Regions from separate parts of the Homo sapiens genome. Here region 1 is linked to region 2. A link is an interaction called in ENCODE POLR2A ChIA-PET data of the cell type or tissue named here. Cell type or tissue: IMR-90. All regions are shown on one strand. Each heading gives the region's core, and the rest is flanking DNA. Links, peaks and the distances in the headings are about the cores only.

Region 1 (4,388 bases), core at 150-4,149, 49 kb after region 2:
CTCCACAATGCAGCGAAAGAATGAGTGAGTGATTCCCAGAGATTAACATTTCCACTATAGACTCCTGCATCCTCTGCATGGGAAAGCCCTAGACCCTTGCAGTCTTCAAGACTAATATCAAAAGCTGCCTGAAGATCAAAGGCATTGTTCCAGAAAGAGAGCTCATGCTGGGCCCCACACACCCCAAGCCCTAAGCAGCTACAGCAAAATGCCATATTGAGAGCCCAGCTTCCAAGAGACCACAGACTCCAAGGCAGAAGAGTAAGCCATTAGCAAAACCCCACTGCCCCCCACAATGAAGCCACTGCATATTTTCATGCATCGCAATGACAAACCCCCCTACCCTCAACAGCTGCTTATGGCTGCCACTGCCAGGATTCAAGCATGAGCAAAATGCATACTCCCCAGCCACCTGCATATGGCTCCTGCCACTAAAAGCAACCCTGCCCTTCCCACAAGCCCTGAGCAGGCCTGGAGTGCAGCCACTGCAGTCCCCACCTGAACATTCTGCCTTGGGCCTGGAGATCACCCCACCCCTGCCAACCATAGCCAGCACCTGCAAGCCCCACTAGCAGACCTAAAGGACACAATTGCGTGGCTCACTCCACCACCCAAACCTCCTAGTGCCAGAGCACACAGTGCAGGGACCTGGAGACTGCTTAGTCCAGTCCATCACCATTGGCACTTGAGCCCTTCTCCCAGGGGCCTGAGGTGAGGCTCATTCGGCCTGCCACTGCCACTGCAGTTGATACTCACCCACACATGCTACCAGTGGGCCTAAGGCTCACCCTGCCTCTGCCTACCACAGCTAGTACCTGCAAGTACCCCTGGGAGGACTAAGGACCAGTTTGCCCAGCCTTGCTCTGCTCCCCCACCACCAGTACCAGAGCATGTGGTCCAGAGACCTGGGGACCACCCAGCCCAGTCCACCATTGTTGGCACCTGAGCACTCCTCCTGGAAGCTTGAGTTCAAGCCCACCCAACCTGCCATTACCACCACAGTGGGCACACACCTATAGGCCTACGGACTGGCCCACCCAGCACATCACAGCCACTGTCAACACAAGTACAGACCATGTAGGACCCAGAGATTAGTCCATCTACTGCTACTACAATCATCCATGCCATGACCATTGCCCAGGGGCCTGAAAACCCACCCGCTTGCCTAGCCCAACTCTGCTACTACCAGCACCTGAGAAAGCCACCTGGGGATCCAAGAATTGGACTGCCTGGAACCACTGAAACCAGTGCCAATATATGCCACCCTGGAGCCCAAGGGCAGGCATGCTCAGCCCACTGCTGCCACCACAGAGGTCTGAAGATAGGACCACCTGGCATTGCTGTATCCAGCAAAACTTTGCCACAGTCTCCACTCCACTAACAATTGCACCCTAAGCCACTCAGGAAATCACAGACACCACTGACGATGTTTACAGCTGAAGAAATCATATGGAGACCACACTGCTGCACACATCCAAAATCAATGGCAAAGTGCCCGACCCAACCAACACCATAGATACATCTTCAAAAAAGTACCCTCCCCTATGAAAGCAAATTTCAAAAATTGAAAGAAACAACTGTTACACCAGATGCATAGACATCAATGTAAAAACATATGAAACATGAAAAAGCAAGAGAATATGACACCTCCAAGAGAACACAGTAATTCTCCAGCAATAGAGTTCAGTCAAAAGGAAATCTATGAAATCCCAGATAAAATACTCAAAATAATGATGTTAGAGTAGGAGGGAAAATGGCAGCTAGGAGGAAGGACTAACTTGCAGTTCCTACTTGGATTGGCAGAGCAGCATGTGGAGACTTACACAGTGAATGTTTGCTCCAAGAACCACCAAAAGAACAACCAGGAAAACCAAAATAATTCACAGACCCTTTGAAGGAAGCAGCTTGCTGCTGCAAACTGTGAGAGGAGAAAGTCTGCCTCCAAACACACATCCTTACTGGGGAACCTGAAAACACAGATCATTGAAGAAGGATTTAACCTTACCTAGAGCTGAAGCAAATTTAGAGAGCCAAGTGAAATAAAAAAGTAGAAGAAGCAGCAGGAAGAGCCTGTAGGCACTCCCAGTCCCCAAGGAAGCCATTTCTGAATTTATCTCACAGGGGTCCTTGGGGGAAGGCAGACAGTGGAATTAGGGAAGGGCCACAGGGTAAAGGAGGCTTCCAGCTGAACTATGTAATAATTTCAACAAAGTGCGAATTTTCTTGGGCAGCATCTGTGGGCTAGCAGGGTGAACAGAAAGTGTAGAGAGGAGCACAGAAGCCATGGCAGGCAGGGAGAGTCAAGACCTGAAAGACCTGCTTGCTTTCTCAGCAAGGAGGCTTGTAGCCTGAGGCAAGATCTCAGCCCTGCACACCAGAGGCCTGGATATAAATTTAGCTCTATGGAGAGCATGGCGGGAGTGAGACTGGCCTTGCTGTCTGCACAGGAGCTGGGTGAGGCCTGTCACTGCCAGCTTTCCCCCACTTTCTTGGCCAACTGTACAAAGCAACAGAGGCAGCCATAATCCCCCTTGGAACATAACTCCATTGGCCTGAAAAATACACTCCCATCCCCCACAGTGGCCATGGCAAGCCCTGCCCAAAAAGAGTCTGCACTCAGACACACCTAACCCTGCCCCAACCTTATGGTCTTTCTCTACCCACCCTGGTAGTCAAAGACAAAAGACATAAGCTTATGGGAGCTCCATGGCCCCAACCATCACCAGAGAAACCCAATACTTATCCAGGTGACCTTAGGACAAGTTCGTATCCTCCTTCTACTAGCACAGCTGGTGCTCTCTTGAAAGTGCCACCTCCTGGCTGGAAACCAATCAACTCAAGCCATTACAGCAACCCATAACAGAACAACCCTACTCCAAGGAAGGAGAAGACAACAGCCAATTCCACCACCTAAAACATCCTGGCTACCCAGAGGTCTTGAGTCTGTCCACATTACAACTTTACTGCTAGCATAACCAGCATACAAAAAAAAAAAAAAAAAGTGCACTAAACAAAACTACAACCAAGGACCATCACAGAATCCACTTACTCCCCTACTACTTCCACCAGAGCAGGTGCTGGTCTCCATGGCTGGGAGATCTGAAGATAGATCACATCACAGGACTCTTTGCAGACACACCCTAGCACCTGCCCAGAGCCTGGTAGCTCCACTGGGTGGCTAGACCCAGAAAAGCAATAGTAGTCACTGCAGTCCAGCTCTCAAGAAGCCCCATCCCTAAGGGAAGGGGGAAAGCACCACATCAAGGCATCACCCCCTAGGACAAAAGAATCTGAACAGCAGACCTTGAGCCCCAGATCTTTCCTCTGACATGGTCCACCCAAATGAGAAGGAACCAGAAAAACAATTCTGGTAATATGACAAAACAAGTTTAACACCCCCAAAAGATCACACTAGCTCAACAGCAATGAATCCAAACAAAGAAGAAATCTTTGAATTGCTAGAAAAAGAATTCAGAAAGTTGATTATTAAGTTACACAAGTAGGCACCAGAGAAAAGTGAAAACCAACTTAAATAAATTTTAAAAATAATACAGGATATGAACCACAATGCTTTCAGAGAAATAGACATCATAAACAAAAAGCAATTACAACTTCTGGAAATGAAAGACACACTTAGAGAAATACAAAATACATTGGAAAGTTTCAACAATAGACTAGAAAAAGTAGGAGAAAAAACTTCAGAGCTCAAAGACAAGGCTTTCAAATTAACCCAATCCAACAAAGACAAAGAAAAAAGAATAAGTAAAAATGAACAAAGCCTCCAAGAAGTTGGGGATTATGTGAAATGACCAAACTTAAGAATAATTGGTTTCCCTGAGTAAGAAGAGAAATCTAAAAGTTTGGAAAACTTATTTGAGGGAATAATTGAAGAAAACTTCCCTGGCCTTGCTAGAGACCTAGACATTTAAATAAAAGAAGCTCAAAGAACACTCAAAAAATTCATCACAAAAAGATTATCACCTAGGCCAGGGGCAGTGGCTCATGCCTGTAATCCCAGCATTTGGGGAGGCCCAGGCAGGTGTATCACCTGAGCTCAGGAGTTCAAGACTAGCCTGGCTAACATGGTGAAACCCCATCCCTATTAAAAATACAAAAATCAGCCATGCATGGTGGTGCACATCTGTAATCCTAGCTACTAGGGAGGCTGAGGCATAAGAATCGCTTGAACCTGGGAGGCAGAAGTTGCAGTGAGCCAAGATCACACCACTGCACTCCAGCCTGGGTGACAGAGCAAGACGCTGTCTTCAAAAATAATAATAATAAATAATAATAATAATAGTAATAATAAGAATAAAGGTCATCACCTAAACACATAGTCATCAGGTTATCTAAAGTCAAGACAAAAAAAACAAATCTTAAGAGCTGTA
Region 2 (4,388 bases), core at 309-4,308:
TGGAACTGACGCTGCATCCCAATGTCCTTCTTTACCTTCTAGAAAACGCTGCAGCCTTAGGTTGCTATAAGCAGATAATTTCTCTATTTCTTTCTTTAACTCTTTTCCAAATACATGCAATAAAACATCTGGAACTTTGCTATTGACTATGTTGAGCAGCTACTTCGATCTTACTCAAGATTAGTTCCCTATAGTTTAAAACACACACACTAGCACCAAGTTCACATCTATTTCAGTACTTTGAACTTAGTAGATGACCAATAACTGTTTTCCAATTGATTGGTTATCTAATAAAAAAAGATCTCCCTGGACACAAAAAAGCAAACTTCTTCATACGGCATTTTAGAATAATAGTTAATATTTGCCTTAGATTTAGTTTGAGGCACTTTGTGAAATTTCAAAAGTTAACCATCTTTTTTAAGGCTCTATTTCTCTTAATTACCAGAGCCAGGCCAATTCCTTCATGTCAAGCCCTACAAATTGGCTAAATTGTGGAGGAGGTCATCCTCCACCTGCTTGCCTTGTACCATACCTAAATTAAGGTAGGTGGAGAACTTCCAGATTTCCTCCATGGTCTTGAAGGTGATGAGAAACTGGGCCCTCTGAGACTGGATACTGACCAACCTTGCTGAGAGGTCCTACGTAAAGGAAACAATGAGTCAGCCTGGGATGACAGAAGTGTCCCATTAGCAAGCTCTTATATAGACCAAATACTCTGTATGAACTTCTTGATTATGGCATTGATTTTTACGTCACCAAAAAATGGAAACAACTTAAATATTCATCAATAAGAGATTGGTTAAAATGGAGTACAATTTATCCATAAAGTGAAATATTGTATTATGCAGCCACAGAAAAGAAGAAAGAAGCTCTTTGTGTACTGATATAGGCTCCAGATATAATACTGCTATACAGCGGCAGCAGCAAAAGAAGCCAGGGAATAGAACTATGGGCAAAGAATGCTACTTTTTGTGTTTAAAAAAAAAAGTGTATGTGGGAGGATAAAGGACGCTGATTCATAGAAGGCATCTTGAAAGCAAATTTGATTATGAGTCTATGTCTAATGATTATTTTTATTAATACAAAGCTGAAAACAGAAAAACCAAAACACACAAAAATAATCATCCCTAGTCCCTACTCCTAAAGATCATCAGTGTTAACATCTTCATGTAATAAATTTGCATCTTTTTTCCTACACAAGTTTCCATATAACTATTTCACATATATAGAATCACATTGCATAAATTATTTTGCAATCTTCTTTTGCTGCTAAGCAATATTTTGCAAAGCATCTTCTATGTCATCACAAAGTTTACACCATTCTTAATGGTTACATGTGCCATTGTTGCATTAACATAATGAATTATTATCATTTTCTTATGGTTTCATGTTTGGATTGTTTTACATTTTTTAAAATCCTAAATGGTACTGTGATAAACATCTTTATAGCTAAATCTTTGTGCACATTCTTAATTGTTTTAACACATGTATTTCTAAGAGGTGCAATTGGAAATGCAAGGATATGCACATTTTCAATCCTAAAATGCAGTCACCCAACTGTCCCCCAGGAAGGCTTTCCAATTTACATGCTCACAAGGAGAGTGACAGGAAGACTATAAGCCTCTTGGGGGTTTTTTTGTTTTCTTTTGTTTTGTTTTTTTAGACGGAGTCTCGCTCTGTCGCCAGGCTGGAGTGCAGTGCAGTGGCGCAATCTCGGCTCACTGCAACCTCCGCCTCCCAGGTTCAAGCGATTCCCCTGCCTCAGCCTCTCGAGTAGCTGGGACTACAGGCACCTGCCACCACGCTTGGCTAATTTTTTGTATTTTAGTAGAGATGGGGTTTCACCATGTTGGCCAGGATGGTCTCGATCTCTTGACCTCATGATCCACCCACCTTGGCCTCCCAAAGTGCTGGGATTACAGGCGTGAGCCACCGCACCCGGCCTGGTTTTTTTATAATACCTAAAAAAAAAGCAGGTCTGAATCACTGCCCAGACTTAGTTTTCCCTTAAATCTGTTGTTTGTCCAAGCCTCCGGAGTTGACTGTAACAAGTGACGGTCAGAACATCCCTCCACCAGGCCAGGTCCTGTCATCAGTACCAACTCCAGGAGCTCTATCATGAGGGAAACTTAGAGGAAGAAGAAGATAGAAGAATCCAGAAGAAAAGCCCCAGTTCAGTAAAATCAGAACTCTGGGGTTCCTTCTGCCATACCAAACCCCAGGAGGCCCCAGATCCATCATTAGGGAAGGGGTGCTAGGTAAAAATCAACTTACAGAGAATTTACTACATCCCTGGCACTTCACCCAGAGCTTTATGAGCAATATGTCATTTAACTCCCACAAAAGCGCTATGAAGAGAATGCAATGACAGTATTTGGGCCATTCCAAAATGTGCTTTTATCACATTTAACCACTTCTGAACTAAAAGATAAGGAAGTATGTCATCAACCATAATTGGCAGCATTTGTTTTCTTTCTTGGAAGTACATAAAATAACAGTGCATTTTATAATCAATGGCATCTTAGATCTAATGAAAAATGGCATTATCCCTGTTGCATATTCAAGGGGGCCAAGGCACAGAGAGGTTAAGTAAATTGTCCAAGGTCACCTTCAGGGAGTAAGCTGCGGAGCCTTGATTAGATTTCAGATCTAGCTGACTCCAGGCCTCAACTGTAGCCCACAAGTATGTCTGACTCAAGCTTCAGCCCAGCAGACCAGCTCTCTCAATCAACCCTGCTCCTGCCATACCAAATGAGACTCAAAATAAAGGAAAATCTACAGTACCAATAGCAGCCAGTGTCTCCCAGTTCCTGAATTCCAGATATTAAAAAAAATAAAATAAAATTCAAAAAAATGTAGCTACTGTTTATGGAACACATATCACCAAACACAATGCCAAGCTCTCTACTCATACAATCTCGTTTTCCCCCTGAAAAACCAGACATTATCTTTTTTTGCTGCATGACATTTAGAACACTTTTCTCCTTCAGTTTGTACCAGATTCATGCAGAAACTGTAAAAAGTAACTAGAACATATTAGTTTATGTAAAGTAATATTATCCTTTCCCTACCTCTAGTTGAAACAACTTTTTTCCATTTCTGACTTTAGTTCTCCTACTTAATACATCCTAAACTGTAAATAATTTGATCATACCATTCTTCCTTGGTTTTAACAAATGAAGATATTATCTACCTACTATGAAAGATGAGAAATTGGTTTATTTACTTTATTGTTTTTTTCCTCCTCTCACCCAAGTATTTATAAGGTATTGTTTTTTGATTGGCAATCTTGGTACTTTAAAAATATATACTTAGCGGTTACCAGGAGCTGAGACATGGGGATAATGGGAGTTATTGTTTAATAGATATGGAATTTCAGTTTGAGATGATGAAAAAGTTCTGGAGGTGGATAGGTTGTGAATGTACTTAGTGTCATAGAGAATCATACACTTAAAAAATGATTAAAATGGAAAATTTTATGTTATGTATATTGTATCACAGTAAAAAAAAAGAATTTGAAATTACCGCATTAGAAAAAAAGTATACTTAATGAGGTAGGTATTATAACAACTCCCATTCTATATAGGTTAAGTAACTTGTCAAAGATCACAACTAATAGAATATTTGAAACCAAATTTTCTCTGACTCAGCAACTCCAAGTTGCCTCATTCAGAGTTCCTGCCCACTCCTCTCCACTCCTGTGCAGAGAATGTGCACGGAATCTTTCATTCATTCAGTCTACCTATTAGATGTTTTTTCCGAGGACCTACTTTGTTCCAGATGCTGTCTTAGATGCTAGGGATCCTGTAGCAGACTGACACAAGTCAGTACTCAGCATTCACCTGTTTCCTTCATGCTCACCTTAAACAGCATGCGCACCTCCTGGTCCTCATTCTCCAGTGCCCAGAGCCGCCTCCGAGCAGCTTCCTGTAGGGGTCCATTTACACACCTCCTGGAGCGGCTCTTTACACAGAAGGAGAGTGTCAGGTCTTAAAGAGAACAGAGAGAGAAGGATCAGGCTGAAAATAGAATAAAAAGGAAGAAAGAGTTAGATTAGCCCACAGTTTCCCCTACATGTATACCTGAACCCTCAACTGGTGTCCTCATTAGTTACAGATTAGAGTGGTCTTAACACTTCTCGGAGCACTCCTTTAAATGGTCCTCCCTTGAGGAAAAACACATACTGAACCCAGGAGGGCTCTGGAATCGCAGGAGTTGATGCACTCACGTTGTTTATTTCTGCTTTGTACGGGGTTTATTCCTACACTGCCTGGCACTGATGTAATGGTGCTGACACAGGACCAGCTAGGACATACATCACTCCCTGTGAATGACTTGTGAAAGTTTAGAATCAATAGGACTTTATCCATATTTAAGGAAATGTACTT

Evidence for each region. ChIA-PET counts read pairs that join two places held together with the same protein. Peaks named below come from ENCODE experiments on the same cell type or tissue, not always from the same donor. Only the 100,000 strongest peaks of a DNase experiment are listed, where the experiment ranks them.
Region 1: POLR2A ChIA-PET joins it to region 2 with 7 read pairs; 5 of 35 experiments call an interaction of 5 or more read pairs at or near these places.

What each region holds. Positions count from the first base shown.
Region 1 is chr5:149,092,852-149,097,239 of GRCh38, forward strand. All of the region lies in intron 2 of SH3TC2-DT (SH3TC2 divergent transcript), which reads left to right. Among named protein-coding and RNA genes, the nearest start is that of SH3TC2-DT, 32 kb to the left of the region's middle. In IMR-90, for the core only: no CTCF peak of the experiment used is centred there; no DNase peak of the experiment used is centred there; H3K27me3 peaks cover 143 bases.
Region 2 is chr5:149,044,001-149,048,388 of GRCh38, forward strand. It overlaps SH3TC2 (SH3 domain and tetratricopeptide repeats 2), which reads right to left. Exons shown (of 17, transcript NM_024577.4): 3 at 3,862-3,989; 4 at 533-638. Among named protein-coding and RNA genes, the nearest start is that of MIR584, 16 kb to the right of the region's middle. In IMR-90, for the core only: no CTCF peak of the experiment used is centred there; a DNase peak (open chromatin) is centred at 2,691.